Regions from separate parts of the Homo sapiens genome. Here region 2 is linked to region 1. Evidence: read pairs that join two places in POLR2A ChIA-PET (ENCODE). Cell type or tissue: PC-9. All regions are shown on one strand. Links, peaks and the distances in the headings refer to the core of each region. The heading gives the core; the rest is flanking DNA. Region 1 overlaps ARHGEF33 (Rho guanine nucleotide exchange factor 33). Region 2 holds the start of ARHGEF33 (Rho guanine nucleotide exchange factor 33).

Region 1 (8,690 bases), core at 2,242-7,241:
TCTGGCTTGCAGACCAATTTTAATTAGCCCACACAATCTTTTAAAAATAAGAAAATTTCCCACAAAATTCTGGATTTCCAGCTTTTCTTAAAATATCAGAAGCTCTGGCAACTCTAGTCCTTTTTTCCTGCATAATGATTGGATAAAGCTGAGTAGCTATTCCTTGTAGAACAACACAGCTGCTCCACTGCAGCTCACACTTCACACCAGTCCATACTGTGTTCACTTCACTCATTTATGCCACTGTCTGGCCCCATAGGCATTTGAGTTTGCAGCCTCTGGCTTGGATCATATTTTCTTTGTAGGATATTGTAGAGATTGCAAAATTCAAGATAATAGCCACCCATCACATTTTTTAAAAAATCTCCAAGGAATGAAAATTGTGTGTGAAAATACACATGTATATACAAACTCTCATGTGTATATATATATGCATGTGTGTGTATATATCTCATGTGTGTATATATATATTTGTGTATATATACACACAGATGCATATATATTTGTGTATATATATACACAGATGCATATATATACATGTTTTAATGTATATATACTTTTTTTTTAATTTAATAAAGACAGGGTCTTGCTGTGTCGCTCAAGCTAGTTTTGAAGTCCTGGGTTCAAACAATTCTCCTGCTTCAGCCTCCCAAAGTGTTGGGATTACAGGCACGAGCCACCACACCCGGCCCACAAATATATATACATACATTTATATAAAAACACACACACAATACATACACACATCGACATGCGTATTCAATGGAGGCAGTTATAATACAGTGGAAAGTTATGAACTAGAAGTCAGAAGACCTAACTTAGGCCTCTGAAAGTCACACATCTCCAACTACCTAGCTAGCGGGGTGATTTCAGCAAGGCTTTTAAATCTCTCTGAATCATTCCATGATCTGTATGTAGAATGAGAAAGTTAGACTAGATCTCAGTGGTTCTAGCTGTGAAATTCACTGCTTCTAGATTCTCTATTAAGAGAAGTAGACAAATGAGACACAAATCCGTATAAGTAAAATGTATAGAGGGGCAGAAAAAACCTTACCTCGTCATTTGTTAACTTAAGGAATAAATCTCCAAGAACGCCTTGGCGTGGCCACTTCAGGACCCTTTCCTGCAGTGCGTGAAGCAGATCCAGGTGCTGCTGGACGAGGTACCGTAAAGAGCCAGGGAAGAGGCTTGAAACAGAATAGAGACGGAATCACACAAACAAGGTGTAGAGAAGAAAGGACCCTACAAAAATACATGCAGCAGGGCCCATTCTCCCAGCCATCCAACATACTGTGAGTCACAGGCCTGCATTAAGGATTTTTTAAAGTTTTTCATTGCACACCTAATAGCAGATATCCCGACTACAGAAAAACAAAACAAAACAAAAAAAACCTTTACTAATGGCTTCTATACAAATGTGTATTGAACTAATAAAGAGGCCTGGCATGCCACACCTGTAATCCCAGCACTTTGGGAGTTGGGCGGATCACCTGAGGTCAGGAGTTCGAGACCAGCCTGGCCAACATGGTGAAACCCCATCTCTACTAAAAATACAAAAATTAGCTGGGCATGGTGGCATGCACCTAATTCCAGCTACTTGGGAGGCTAAGGCAGGAGAATCACTTGAATCCGGGAGGTACAGGTTGCAGTGAGCTCAGATCACGCCACTTCACCCCAGCCTGGGTAACAAAGCGAGACTCTGTCTCAAAATAAATAAATAAATAAAATACAAATAAATAAAGAGCACATCACTTGAAAGACCTTTTTACATGCTCATTTAAATGACACGCAGTGGAAATTCTAAGGGATACCTTTTTCAATGTTTTAGAGCTATTCCTATTTGATGTGCAAAATAGTCTATTCTAATTAGTGTTGTAGATGCAGCACTGAGGTGGCATCTACAAGACCATTCTCAGCTACCAGTAGGAGACTGCTATTTAGGTAAGTAGGAAAATTTGTTTAAAGTTGGCAACTAAAAAGCTCAGGGAGTTGTAGGGTATCAGAGGGTTTCTTTTTTCCTTTTCTTCAGTTTCTAAGAGGAATACTGGGCCAGGACAGTCTTGTCTGGGTAGGCTATTAATACAGTTTGGATGTGTGTCCCTGCCCAACTCTCATACTGAAATGTAACCCCCAGTGTTGGAAGTGGGCTTGGTGAGAGGTGATTGTATCATGAGGGTGAATTTCTCGTGAATGGTTTAGCACCATCCCTTTTGCTACTGTCCCACCAAGTGATAGTGATGGTGAGTGAGTTCTCATGAATTCTGGCTGTTTAAAAGTGCGTAGCGCCTCCCGTCTCTCTGTCTTGCTCCTGCTGCGCCCTGTGACATGCCTGCTTCCCCTTCGCCTTCCACCATAATTGTAAGTTTCCTGAGGCCTCCTCAGAGGCTGAGCAGATGCCAGCATCGTGCTTCCTGTACAGCCTGCAGAACCGTGATCCAATTAAACCTCTTTACTTTACAAATTACCCAGTCTCAGCTATTCTTTATAGCAATGTGAGAACGGCCTAACACAGCTACTGACCAGGCCTGGCTTGCTACTCCCTGGAATTTTACAAAGCACTTTTTCTACCCTTCCATCCCTCTCTTCTCCATCTTGCAATGTACCTCCTTTTTTCTTTTTTTTCCCTTTTTCAGAAGTAAGGAAGGGAAGAAGGGAGACGTCAGAGAAGGGTGGGGTGGAGAGGAGAGATAGAGAATCATGGGAGGAAGAGGAAGGGGGACTAGCTGGGTAAGAGTGATGTGATTAGAGGCCTATAGAAAAGAGGAAGAAAAAAATAAAAAGAAGCAGAGTTTTTTTGGGTTACAGCAAGGATTGGAGCTCTAACTTGGTGACTTAAGGTAGGTTCCTTTATGCTTTCAGCACCGCAAGTTTAACAAACAGAAAAGAGATGGTCTGGTTGATCTGAACTTACTTGAATATTTCCCCAGGGTCAAATGAGAGTAAACTCGTGGACAACTGGGGTGCTTTCCCAACAAGCAAACCTTTGTTGGAACAATAGGAAGGATGCCAGATCGAGAGGAGGTTTTTTTCAACTCATTTCCAAGCAAAGCAAAGTGACCTCTGTGACTGTAGCTCAGAGGAGACACACAAACACGAGAATAGGGTACCTAGCCCCCTATGAAAGGATATGAGGAAGACTTCCACTCCCATCTTCCACTCCCTCCACCTCCTGTGCCTGGATCCCCTACAGGTACAAAAGAGGAGAGGCCTCCTGACCTGAGCGCTTACAATGGAACAGTGGGTTTAGGAGATCAAAGAAATCCCTGTCCAGATCAGAGGGGAATTTGGAGGGGTAGCTACGGGGTATACTGACTGGGAGAAGACCATAAACCTGATGGAGAAAAACACAACTGATTGTACTGAAAGTGTAAAATGCTGCACCAGCCAAAGATCTAGGTGCAAAAGATTTCTTCCTACCCAGTGGTTGTAAATGACTTTGTGTAATAGTCCTGGTGTGACCCTGGAAGATATTAGGGCACCATGGGAAGATCTGACTTTGTGAAGAATTGTCCATATATGTATATAAAATGTCTTGGATTATCGATTTCCTTTTTCTTTCCTTCATTCCCCTTCCTCCCTCCCTCCCTTTCTTCCTCCCTTCCTCTCTCCCTCCTTCCCTCCCTCTCTCCTTCCCTTTCTTCCTTCCTTCTCCCTTTCTTTCCAGAGAGCTGCATTCTGCTACACTGTGGTCAATGTACTTGGAGAATGGGAGAGCTGGTACCAATCTCCTCCTGGACTGCCCACCGGGATGACTGTTTGAGATTTCAGGGTGGGGTTGGAGAAGGCTAAGGCCTCCATCAAGCATTGTGGAAGCACATAAGTTACATGAAAAACAATGACCTACAGTGGATTCTATACGAAACATTGAAAACGGGCTTTAAACCTTTTAAAAAAATTTAACAAGGGTATTATTTGAAATTAGGGAGGAGTGTGAAATCAGAAGACAGACAGCAAAGGGAGAAAGATGGCAAGTACAAGCCACACTTAACCTGTTTCACTCTTTTGCCTGGCGCCAGACCTGACGCCCAGAAGCAACTTTTTCATGAAGACGAAGTATTCAGAGCTCAGCTTTTTTTTTTTCCTATTCCTTACTGGGATGAAATTTTGGCAACATTAGTAGTTTATTATTTCTAAAGCCTTCAAAGTTTTTATCTCCTAACAATATAGTACTTAATCAATGAGGGAAATACACTAAAAGCAAGAAAGAAAAATCCAGTTATAGTTTGAGGTTAATAATGTAGCTTTTGTCAGCCCAGAATGAGGCCAAAATAACTCCTGAGCTTGGCAGTAGCAGGTTCCCGCCACCCTGGATGGGCATGATCATTAAACGTGTGCCACCTGGTGGTGATCTGTAGCACGAAGCTTGTTGAGCTCTTGGTGGACACAGCACTGGAGTTTAGCTTACAAGGCTAATTGACAATCCTGCTGAGCTGATCACTGCTCCCTCCATAAGTGTTCAGACAGAACTGTGATCCTGAGGCTGTGGCTCTACCTAGGTGAGTCAGAGCCAAAAAGCCCAGAACTCCAACTTCTGTGATCCTTCGACAAATGACAGCCTGGGCAACAGAGCAAGACACCGTCTTTATAATAAACTGAAAAAGTAGCTGTTAGTGGTATGATGTATAAGAGCACAGGGTGGCTCATGCCTGTAATCCCAGCTGGGGATGCTGAGGTGGGAGGATCACTTGAGCCCAGAAGTTTGAGGCTGCAGTGAGCTGTGACTGGGCCGCTGCACCCTTCTCCAGCCTGGGCGACAGACAGAGACCTTGTCTCTAAACAAAACAAACAAATGAATCATAGCCCTCAAGTTCTGCCCAGGTTTCAGCCAGCAGCAATGTGCCCCTGCAACTTCCAGCCCTTTCAGCCAGGGGCACGGCTGGCTTCAAACAGGCTGAGGAAGCTCTTGAGTGACTCACTTTTCTTTAGGAAAAACCTAAGGTTTTATTTAATAGGTTGGAGAAGATGTGGCCACCTCAGGCTTGAATGTCAAGTTGTACTTGCAGTGGAGGTTATTTGCATCCCAACTTACTTTCCAATGGGGTAAAAAGTGCTGAAGGTTTGTGGTTTGTGATGGGAAAGTTAGTAAATGTTAATATACTTACTTTCATCTTTGCATGGAGAAAAATGCCGATAGTAAATGTTAATATACTTATTTTCATCTTTGCATGGAGAAAAATGCCGATAGAGAAAAGGAACAATTTCATTCTGCTTTGTATTTCCTTCAGCTGGTCTATTTAAAGTACACACAAAGGCTGGGCACAGTGGCTCACACCTGTAATCCCAGCACTTTGAGAGGCTGAGGTGGATAGATCACTTGAGGTCAGGAGTTCGAGACCAGCCTGACCAAAATGGTGAAACCTAATCTCTACTAAAAATATAAAAATTAGCTAGGCATGGTGGTGTGTGCCTGTAATCTCAGCTACTCAGGAGGCTGAGGCAGGAGAATCACTTGAACCCGGGAAGTGGAGGTTACAGTGAGCCGAGATAATGCCACTGCACTCCAGTCTGGGCAACAGAGTGAGATCCTGCCTCAAAAAAATAAAGAAAGAAATAAAGTACACACAGAGGTTTCAGGAAAGCTTTAAAGAAGAAAGATAATGAGTGGAGGAGGATAATGAAAATCTAACCCTAAAATAGAAAAACGGCAGTACCACCAAGCTCAGAACCAGAGACTTCATATTCAGTACTAACGAAGAGGGTGGGGTTGAAGCTTTTCTCTGCTTGGTCCATGCAAAGAAAAAAGAAGGTTAGTCTAGCAAATAACTAACATGAATAGCATTATCGCAGATATCTTGAAATAACTATGATCTTACTTTCATAGAGGATTGTATGATAGCTTTAATTTTTCAATCTCGTAGGATTTGAGGGAGAGATCTACTCCTTCCTCCCAGTGATGGGTCATAAGAGAACAATTTAGAAAAATAGGAAGTGGCAGCAAGTCAATAAGGGCCTTCTCTTTATCTACCCAAATCTTCTGCAGGGTCTGGTCTCTCCCCTATGACCTCCCGCCTGCTGGAGGCTTGCAACAAGGGCTAGACAACATATGTAGCAGACTTAACAAATCAACTGAGATCTGAAGTAAAAACGTACAGGCTGTTCAAGAGGGAAGACTGAATTTTGAAATAGGAAGAGACAACTGTATCCTTCTGGCTCTCTGAGAAACTTTACACATTGCAGTTAATGAAGCCAGTGGCTTTGGGGAAGTGGTATGATGTATAAGAGCACACACTACAGGGTCCGGCAGGCTTGCGTTTGAATCCCGGCACTAATTGGTTCTGCGGCTTTAAGCTTCTCTGGGCCTTAGTTCCTTCGTCTGTAAGGTAGGGGTCACAGGGTTCTGCTAAATATTTCGTGAAGTTACGAATCAAGTGCCTAGCAGAGCAGCTGCTTACTACTCCCTTCCACAGTAAACAGTTTTCTCTTTTCCCTGACTTACCCCGCCTCCCCAGATTTTCAGACTAAGAAGAGACGCTGCTGGCTTAGAATTTTCTATGTGGAAGCAAAGCCACACCAAAGGGTACACCGCCTTTAGATTTCATTACCATAAACTGAGTAGGTCTTTGGCAACAGCAAGACAGCTGGAGCCCATAGAGACTTCCAGAGGCCTGCAGCGCAGCTGGGAGGGTCAAGGAGGGGGAACTGGAAGGGCCAGATAGGGAAGGAAGGATGGCTGAGAATCTAGGCAGTATCTGAGAGGTGAGGCCCAGTCCAGATGGTCACAGCTTTAGCTGGGTCACCTTAGCCTTTCTGTTCTTGTTGCTTCATATTTGGTTTACCTCTGTTTTGTAGTAAAATAACTCTTGAAAATAGGCCACTCGTGGGTTTGTCAGGGAGTAGTGCCTCACTCGGTCATTTAGGTAGGAGGGCAGCGTGTGTTTTGAGTGTATTGTTGGCAGCCACCAAGTCAAATAGATTTGGGGGGATGGTAAGGAGCAAGAAAATATAATTAGGGGCTTCCCTGGGTAGATTCAGAATTTATGAACCACCAGTGTATATTACCCAATGGAATGTTTAAAGTAATAATGCCACATATGTCCACAGTAGTCCATAATCCAGACTTTCCATTCTTTTGGATTGGCCTTTTCTTCAATTTTTCTGGATTATTATATATTCATTACATTAATCTTTTTCACCAAGTCTTACTTTCCTCCTTCCTGCTTTCTCTCAACAGAGAGGGAAACAGAAAAAAATCTAGACTATGAACAGATATAGGTGGAGTGTTGCGGCATTGGGAAAGCGTGCTGTTACAACAGGTGGCAGACCCTATGAGCGCGCACACACACACACACACACACACACCCATGCATTACTCAGTACCATAAGATCACCCACATGAATAATAAGGCCCAGGTCCAGAGTTATATCAGCCCTGTGTCATTTCTCTAATGGCCACTGAGTGCTTCGGTTTGCCACACATTCATTCTCTTGTGCTTCTAAGAGACCTGTGACCCATGGGGACTCCATGCAGATGGCAACAGAGACCAACGCCTCCCTCACTGTAGCATTTGTTCCCCCTTTAAGTTTTTAAAAGACATGTTAGAGACCCTGAAGGCCCAGGAGACTATACTCATTTTCTTACATTGATGAAAATCTAAGTTTAAGACTTGCCAGGGGTTCCCTATTGCTATGATCTAAATGTGTCCCCCAAAATTCATGTGCTGGAAACTTAACCCCCAATGCAACAGTACTGGGAGGTGGAGCCTATGGTGGGTGTTTAGGTTGTGAGAGCTCCGCACTATGAATGGATTATTGCCACTACAAAAGGGGCCTGAGGGAGTGGGTTCTCCTGCTCTCTCCTGATCTTCTGCCATGTAAGGCTGCAATGTTCCTCCTCTCTGGAAGACACAACAACAAAGTGCCATCTTGGAACCAGAGATTCAATCTGCCAGCACCTCGATCTTAGACTCCCCAGTCTCCAGAATTGTGAGAGAATAAATTTCTGTTCATTAAAAGTTATCCAGTCTACGATATTCTGTCATAGCAGCACAAAGTGAACTGAGACATCTGCCATCACTGCCTCTTCTCTTTTCAAAGACTATTTCTGGAACTCTTCATAGGCCCCAGAAATCCCAAAGTGGAAACAATAAACCACTTACCTTAAATCCTAATCAATCTGAAAAGCAAAGGCAATGAGTGCATGGATACCTTCTCTCTTTGGAATTCCTCTTTCCATCTGACCCCTGGAATGTGGCTTTTATCTTCAAGATCAGAGAGATGTTAATGACATATTTTCTTTCAGATTCAAGCAGTTCCAGGGCCACAGTCTGTCTTTTAGCTTTAGAAACAAACCAAAGAGGACTTGATATTAACCATTTCTTCCTAAAATCCCATTAAATGCAAGCAATAAAAGTGATAAAAGGATATTGAAAGCAATAAAAAAAAAACCATCTGCAAGTTTTTGAAAGGTAGAAAGCAGAATGGAGGCGCAGTAATTCATTCAGCAGAGCAAAGGGCACGAAGTCTTGGTGTCCCCATCTGCAGCTGGAAAATCTGCTGAGAAGCATCTGGAAAGCTCAAGGATTGGAGACACCAGGGGCAATATAGATAGTGCAAATAAGGGACAATGCTGAAAGCAGGAGCAATCATTGAAAGTATACATATGGGGCAATTGAACCTCCAGATCCTCACCCCCCATACCAGATGGCTTCCTCACTTCCTCCCCATGGCAAACAAGAAAAATGAAACTAGAG
Region 2 (8,690 bases), core at 1,321-6,320, 57 kb after region 1:
TTAATGTAAGAGAGAAATACACTTCTAGCTTGTTTAAGCCTCTATTATTATTCTTTTTTTTTTTCCCCCAGCATATACAGATTAACTCAATCTTTACTGATATGCTGGCGTTCTAGGAAGCTATCCAGAGCCCAAAAGCAACATTTTTTTTTTTTAAAGGCAGGTTTTCTCTCTGAAGCCCAGGCTGGAGTGCAGTGGTGTGATTGTGGCTCTCTGCAGCCTCGACCTCCCGGGCTCTAGCAATCCTCCTGCCTCAGCCTCTGAGTAGCTGGAACTACAGGTGCATGCCACCATGCCTGGCTAATTTTTTTGTTTTTTGTTTTTTGTTTTTGGTAGAGATGGGGTTTTGCCACGTTGCCCAAGCTGGTCTCGAATTCCTGGGCTGAAATGATCCCAGTGTCTCGGCCTCCTAAAGTGTTGGGATCAAAAGAGTGAGCCAGCCTGGCAAGAACGATTTTTAATTCTGGAAAGTTTTCTTATATTTCCTTGGAGCCTATGTGTGCTTTCTGCTTATTAACAACAGTCTTCAGTCTTCAGTCTTCAGACTTTAGAAGTCTTCACTCCAGCCCTTGTTTGTGCCCTATCTCCCTTGAATTGCCTACATTTTAGATACTACTCACTCATTTGAGCTCTTCAGATAGAAACCTGGAAAATGAGGTAACTCACTTGGGAAAAAAAGAAAGAAAGTTTGGCTAAAATTAAGTTTTTAGGGGTTTAAACAGAGTTCACGTGCATTCAACAAGTATTTAATAAGCATATACCACATAAAAGGCATTGTACCAGGTGCTAGGAGAAATGAAAGGATGCCATTGTTTCTGCTTCCAGTCTAGAAGGGAAGATGAGACACATAAATAACTGTAACATATAATGGATTGTGACAAATGAAAAAGAAAAGTGTAAAGTGCCTAAAATTTTCAGAGAAAAGATGAATTCCCTTGTGGGGATTAGAGAAAGCTTCATTAAGAAGATAGGATTTGAGCCAGGCTTTGCATGATATGTAGAAACGGTCAAAAGGGGATCACCAGAGGGGCCAGGCACAGTGGTTCACACCTGTAATTCCAGCATTTTGGGAGGCTGAGGCAGGTAAATCGCTTGAGCTCAGGAGTTCGAGATCAGCCTGGCCAACATAGTGAAACTCTGTCTCTACTAAAAGTACAAAAATTAGCCCATGGTGGCGGGTGCCTGTAATCCCAGCTACTCAGGAGGCTGAGGCAGGAGAATTGCTTGAACCCAGGAGGCAGAGGTTGCAGTGAGCCAAGACTGTGCCACTGCACTCCACCCTGGCAACAGGGTGAGACCTTGTCTCAAAAAAAGAAAAAAAAAAAAAAAAGGATTACCAGAGGAACAAAGCACAAGGCCTAGGTGGATTTAGGAACCCTAGGGAGCAAAGAAGGTAGAGTAGAAGGTGAGGCTAGACAGGTAGATTGGGGGCAGATAGAGAGCCTTGAATCTCTTCTTTGGAGCTTGCTCTGCAGTGGAGAGAATGAGTCATTGAAAATGTTTAAGCAGAGGTATAACAAGATCACATATCTCTGGTAAGAAGATGACTTAGTGGCACTGTAGAGGAAAGAGCAGCTGCAAAGAGGCCAGTGAGCAGGCACCTTTAATAACTCAAGTAAAAGATAATGATGACCTGAATTAGGGAAGTGACTCTTAGAAAGGAAAGGAGGGCACAGATAGAAGCGACATTTCAAAGGTTGCTCCATGAGCCAAATGTATGCTTCACCCAAGAAAAAGAGTTGGATAGTCACTCTCAGATTCAGAAGGAGGAAATATGTCATAAGATAATTTTTAAAATTACTCTAACTTATTTGAACCAGGAGACTAAAAGGAGGCTGAATATGCTATAATAATGAACTTGGTTCTACAATTTTAGCAGAGCCTTAACTTTTGTTTTTGTCAATTGGGGGTGCACTGACTAACTCTGCTAGGAGATGGGGAAAGCACATTTTAAAATGTCTCAAAAAAGAAATACAACCATCCTTTCTTTCCCATTGTTCATCCTTTGCCCGGGTGTTATGGTACTTAGCAGATGTCAGTTAGGTTTTTCTACTTTTCCCCAGTTATCTGTTTACCCACCTTTAGGCATCATCTCTACCCACCCCACCTACTCACACACTCCATAAAAAACCCAGTGAAAATTACGAGGAGGAGATTTTTTTAGAGAGCATAAGAATTTTCCAGTATTTGCTTCTTCATTGCTTGCTAAAACCATGCCAGCATAGCCTGGGGAAAGGTGGAAAGGGCTGGCATTGCCCCATATAAGGGAATTATATCCTCAAATCATTTGAGATAAGTAGGCCCCAAAGACAAATCCAAAACAGCTACTCCCTCATTCTCAGGAAATAAATTCTAGAGATTTCCTCAAATGGATAAATTTGAGAATCCGATTAGCTGCCACTTTTTCTTTATTTTTCTGATTATTTTAGGAAGACTCAAACAGATGTTAATACTTACTACCCTGTCTTTTTGTCAGTAAAGGCATGAACAGACAACAAAATAATCATGAACATACCAATCAGAAGAGTGCTCTCTGTAATATTAGCATTTATGATTTGTTTCGTTCATCTTATTTGGGGCATTCAAAGTGCTTTACAAATAACATAATGAGGGTTTTTTTTCCTTCCATGACTCCCAAGGTGATTCCTGGCACTCTCAAAAGGCACAAGTGATTAGTCAAGTCCTTGGGGCCCAGCAGCAGTAATGTGATGCATGTTGGTTAAACTGTGTTTCACACTCATGTAAATTGTGTGGGGGGCGGGTGGGGAATCTTCCACACTGTCCTTGAGAAGATTAGCAAGAATTATGAATTTAAAGATTCTTACATTTATAAAAATCCAAACAAAGAGAAATATTGAACAAATCATACTCCAGTCCTAAAATCAAAGTCTAAGGGTCTTAACCTGTGGTCCCAGGAATAGGGTTTCAGGTCACCTGTAAATCTTCTGAAATTGTATGCAAAATTTTGTGTGATTTTACTTTTTTTTTTGCAGAAATGGTGGACTGGTTTCTGAAGATTCTAAAAGCAATTCTTGACACCGAAAAGGTTAAGAACTGCTGTCATTAAAGAAAAAGAAAGGAAGGAAGAGGGAGAGAGGAAGGGAGGAAAGGAGAGAGGAAGGGAAGGAGGAAGATCAGTTGATCTTTGTATCTACATTACTTAGTTTATTACTGGCCTGCTATGTTGAAGTACACCCTTATACACAGAGAAAAGGGAAGGTAAATAAAGGGAATTAAGAAAAAGTTAACAATAAGGCCGAGCATGGTGGCTCACACCTGTAATCCCAGCACTTTGGGAGGCTGAAGTGGGAGGACTGCTTGAGATCAGGAGTTCAAGACCAACCTGAGCAACATGACGAAACCCCATCTCTACAAAAAATACAAAAATTAGCCGGGTGTGGTGGTGTGCACCTGTGGTCTCAGTTACCTGTGGGGGCTGAGGTGGGAGGATTGCTTGAGCCCAGGTGACAAAGTGAGACCTTGTCTAAAAAAAGAAAAGAAAAAAGAAAAAAAAAAAAACCAATAGTATGGTCATCTTGTTTCAAAAGCCTCTGAGTTTTCAAATGAGTTTAGATTGCATTTCCAGAGCCCATGGTTATGAAAAATGTAGACATTAATTAATTCAGTTTGTGAAAAATGTTTAGAATAAATGTGCATCAAAAACTTTTTTCTCTAGGATACATTTCTGATCATTATGTTGAATCCTTCAGAAGTAGCCTTCAATGAAATAGCTATTCCATTTACAGCAATATGATTTTGTATTAAAAGGGGCTATTAAAAATATAAAAGGGTGATATAGAGATTTCTACATATTCAGAATACTATTTCAGCATATAAAAACTCACATAATTCCAATACTAATTATAATAGAACGCTATTCTCACTTAAGACAATGTTTAAGTGAAACTCAGTTCTTCTCATTACACACCAAAGCCCCATGAAGTGTTTAGAATTAGGTTTCACCAATAAAGCCCCCATGTAATTAATCAGTACACATTTTCAATCAGGATATGTTTTTTGTTCTGTACATAGGGGAGTGAATGCTGAAGATTCCCCTATTCTTTTTCTGTGTTAGAAAGGAATAAACCAATCTCCCTCCATCCCTAATCTTTTTCATTCTTTAATTATTCTTAATCCCAAAGAGGCATGTCCATGTCAGATTTACGCTGTCTAGCATCCTTTCTTTAAGACTGCTCTCAAAATTTAACTCATCTTCAACTATATTTATTAATATGCAGAACAACTTCAGTCTCCAGTTTATCGATAACCTGCAAAGCGCAGTTAAGACATAATATAAAAATTAAGCAAGGAAATAAATGTTTTACAAATTGTTATAACTCTTAAATAAAAGTTATTTCTTTGAATGCCTACCTCAAATAAATGTTAGCATATATTGGATTTAAATTAGTACACCACGTGGTAAGGATTGATGGGTTTTCATCTCTTATAAAATTGTTTCCCCTTTCAGTGCCCCTTAAAGCATATAAAAGCGCATACTTACCCCATGTTGCCTGCGGTGGTTATATCATCCTCAGATCAAGGCTTATCTGGGTTCTGAATTAACTTAAAGGTTATAAAAAGAAGCAGTAGAGAGGCTTGACTTCCCCTGAAACGAGACCGTAGTATGCTAACCAGGCTTTTAAATGAGGAAAACTAGTGTCTCTTCTAATTATATAAGCTCCAGGTCAAATTCTAGCATCAACTAATCAAATAACTGAACTGCATTTAGTTTCAATGAGTAAAAAGGAAGAAACCCATTTAGGAGGAATATCTTTGGTATACTAGAAAATTGAAAAGTTGTACTTTGAAAAGTTATTAACATAGCAATACAAGTTAAATATTTTAAGAGTAAAATATATATCTTGCTGCCTTAAATAAATTGAAAAAAATTAGGGAAAATTTATTTTGCAGCAAAGCAGATACTTTTCTATATTTTCCAGAAGTTTTTGAATTTAAATTATATGTCCTGGTCCCTGAAAACATCTTCTCACCTTATCTTAACTTGTCCAGTATTTGTCTCTTCATGAATTTCCATATAATAATAATATTTAATTCTAAAGCCATGCCAGCTAATGTTTAGCAACATATACAAAAATGTCCAATTCTTAAAATGTGTCTTTGAAAACTTACAAATAGGGTCTTTCAAAATTAGCCATAAAGCTATTATTATGAGAAACTAACAAAAATGCCATTTTTATTTTAACATTTTAGAAGACATTGTAACCCAAATTTGTGCCAGTACAGCAAAAAATAAAAATATACATCTTTTGGCAATAACATATTGAGAAATACAAATATTCACAAGATTTTGAATAGAGAAATATGACAAAGAAGTTATCTATTGTGTACACTATTTTTTGTCAGTTTTAGAATATAGAGTTTCAGCAAAAACATTCAGGTCTTTATTGTAATTTTTTAAATGTAGTTGACATATACTGCTCTGGTAATTTTTAAATTATCTTATGTAAAAAGTAAAGAAGTTTTCTGGACATAGAATATATGACAACACACAGATCTACTTTTTAAGAAATTGAGACATAATTTACACATCATACATAAAATTTGTCCCTGTTAAATGAACAATTCAGTGGTTTTTAGTACATTTTCAAGACTGTGCAACCATCACCACTGTCTAATTCTAGAAACCTCATGCCTCCCAATTTCTTCCTCCCCTGGCAACCACTAATCTATTTTCTGTCCCTAAGGATTTGCCTATTCAGAGCATTTCACATAAATGGAATCATATAATATGTGGCCGTTTGTGACTGGTTCCTTTCACTTAGTACAATGTTTGTTTGTTTGTTGTTTTTGAGATGAAGTTTTGCTCTGTCACCCATCCTGGAGTGCAGTGGCATGATCTTGGTTCACTGCAACCTCTGCCTCCTGGGCTCAAGCAGTCCTCCCAAGTAGCTGGGACTATAGGCATGTGCCACCACACCTGGCTAATTTTTGTATTTTTTGTAGAGATGGGATTTTGCCATGCTGCCCAGCCTGGTCTCAAACTCCTGGCAAGCGATCCACACACCTTGGCATCCCAAAGTGCTGGGATTACAGGATGAGCCACCTGCCTGGCCAGTACAATGTTTCTGAAGTTCATCCATGTTGTAGTATCAGTACTTCATTTTTTATGGCTGAATAATATTCCATTATGTGGACATTTTGTTTACACATTCATTAGTTGATGGACATTTGGATTGTTTCCAGTTGGGGCTATTATACATGTCTTAGTCCATTTGAACTGCTATAAGAAAATACCTTAGACAGGGTAATTTTAAACAACAGAAATGTATTGCTCACAGTTCTGGAGGCTGTTAAGTCCAAGATCAAGGCACTAGCAGATTTAGTGTCTGGTAAGGACTTGCTCTCTTCTTCAAAGATGGCACCTTCTTGCATCATTCTCTTGTGACAGAAGAAGCAAGCAATCTCCTTCACATCTCTTTTATAAGGGCACTAATCCCATCCATGAGGGCTCTGTCCTTATAACCTAATCACCTCCTAAAGGCCTCAACTCTTAATACTACCACAGTAGAGATTAGGTTTTTGTTGTTGTTGTTGTTGTTTTTAGACAGAGTCTCACTCTGTTGCCCCTGCTGGAGTGCAGTGGCGCCATCTTGGCTCACTGCAGACTCCACCTCCCAGTTTCAAGCAATTCTTGTGCCTCAGCCTCCCGAGTAGCTGGGATTACAGGCACACACCACCACGCCTGGCTAATTTTTGTATTTTTAGTGGAGAGGAGGTTTCACCATGTTGGCCAGGCTGGTCTCAAACTCCTGACCTTAAATGATGCACCCACCTTGGCCTCCCAAAGTATTGGGATTACAGTCGTGAGGAAATTAGGTTTAAACATGAATTTTGGAAGGACACATTCAGACTATAGCAATGAATAATGTTGCTATGAACATTCGTGTGCAAGTCAATTCCCTTGCGTACATACCTAGGAACTGCTGAGTCACGTAGTAACTCTATGTCTAATATTTTGAGGAAATGTATTCCACAGCAGCTGCACCATTTTATATTCCCACCAGAAATGTGTGAGGCCTCCAATTTCCCCACATCATTGCCAATCTTTGTATTGTCTGTTTTTTTTTTTTGATATAGCCATCCCACCAAACAATGCATGTTCTCACTTATAAGTGGGAGCTGAACAATGAGAACACATGGACACAGGAGGAGAACAACACACATGTTGTGGAAGTGGGGGAAGAGAGAGCATCAGGAAAAATAGCTAATGCTTGCTGGGCTTAATACCTAGGTTATGGGTTAATAAGTGCAGCAAACCACCATGGCACACATTTACCTATGTAATAAACCTACACATCCTGCACATGTACCCCAGAACTTAAAATAAAATAATAATAATAATAATAGCTATCCCAGTTGGTGTGAAGTGGTATCTCACGGTGGGTTTGTAGGTTTAAGGTTCATTTCCCTGAAGAGTAAGGATGTTAAGCATCTTTTTGTTTACTTATTGGCTACTTGTATATCTCCTTCAGAGAAACATCTGTTCAAATTCTTTGACCTTTTTTTTTTTTTTGAGATGGGAGTCTCGCTCTGTTGCCCAGGCTGGAGTGCAATGGCGCGATCTCGGCTCACTGCAACCTCCGCCTACCATGTTTAAGCGATTCTCCTGCCTCAGCCTCCTGAGCAGGTGGGATTACAGGTGCCCGCCATCATGCCCAGCTATTTTTTGTATTTTTAGTAGAGATGGGGTTTCACCATGTTGGCCAGGCTGCTCTTGAATTCCTGATCTCAGGTGATCTGCCTGCCTCGGCCTCCCAAAGTGCTGGGATTACAGGTGTGAGCCACTGCCCCCCGCCCATTTTAAAAATTAAGGTTTTTTTAATTGTTGGGTTGTAAAAGTTCTTTATACATTTTGGAAACTAGACTTTGTATCAGTGTCATAATTTTTATTGCTATGGTTTCTGGAAATCTGGAGGTAGCAGTGAGCTCAACCAGTGGGGTGGGGGTGAGAGAGAAGACCACAGGACTACACCTTTATTAAGGTCCACGGATGTTATCCCTTAGGCTTTCCCTCTGGGGTTGTGGATTGGCTAGTTTAAAGAAAACATGTGGAAAGGGGGAACTTATTTTTGCATGACTTATTTTGACCTTTAGGTTTTATCATGGTCAGCACCTGTGGGATGTGTTGGGTTTTGGGTCAGCAGGGTAAGGAACAAGTGGGCTGTATTGCAAACAACTACAAGGGGAAGGAAAGTTTTAACTAGGCCAAGAGTAATGGGATATGACTGGATGTCAGACAACTTATGTCAGGCCTAAAAATGGATGCTGAGGCAGTGACTATATTAAGCAAATTTCTGACAATCAGATATGATTTGCAAGTATATTATCCCATTGTGAGGATGGTATTTCCATTTTCTTGATAGTCTCCTTTAATGTATACTTTTTTAAAGATAGAAGTGACAAGAGTTAGCATCCTTGCCTTGTTCCCAGTCTTAGAGTAAAAGCTTTTCAGTTTTTCACTGTTGAGTATGATGTTAGCTGTGGGCTTTTTATATATGACCTCTGTTATGTTTAGGTAATTTCTTTCTGTTCCTAATTTGTTAAGAGGTTTTTTTTTAAATAATGAACAGGTTCTCAATTTTGTTAAATGCTTTTTCTGCATCTGTTGAGCTGATTATGTGATTTTAGTCCTCTATTCTGTTAATGTAGAATATCACATTAGTTGATTT

What was found. Peaks named below come from ENCODE experiments on the same cell type or tissue, not always from the same donor. Only the 100,000 strongest peaks of a DNase experiment are listed, where the experiment ranks them.
Region 2: POLR2A ChIA-PET joins it to region 1 with 6 read pairs; 4 of 35 experiments call an interaction of 5 or more read pairs at or near these places.

The regions. Positions count from the first base shown.
Region 1 is chr2:38,943,486-38,952,175 of GRCh38, reverse strand. ARHGEF33 (Rho guanine nucleotide exchange factor 33) reads right to left here. Exons shown (of 18, transcript NM_001145451.5): 10 at 8,146-8,275; 11 at 1,055-1,187. The region is part of intron 2 of LOC105374471 (a long non-coding RNA gene); the gene reads left to right. Among named protein-coding and RNA genes, the nearest start is that of ARHGEF33, 58 kb to the right of the region's middle. RefSeq lists silencers at 4,259-4,378, 4,645-4,831, 4,654-4,948 and enhancers at 4,138-4,638, 4,639-5,139, 8,307-8,690. In PC-9, for the core only: CTCF peaks have their summits at 4,169 and 4,372 (motif pointing left); DNase peaks (open chromatin) are centred at 4,365 and 4,855; H3K4me3 peaks cover 985 bases; H3K27ac peaks cover 1,749 bases.
Region 2 is chr2:38,885,798-38,894,487 of GRCh38, reverse strand. It overlaps ARHGEF33 (Rho guanine nucleotide exchange factor 33), which reads right to left and starts at 4,613. Exons shown (of 18, transcript NM_001145451.5): 1 at 4,502-4,613. In PC-9, for the core only: no CTCF peak of the experiment used is centred there; no DNase peak of the experiment used is centred there.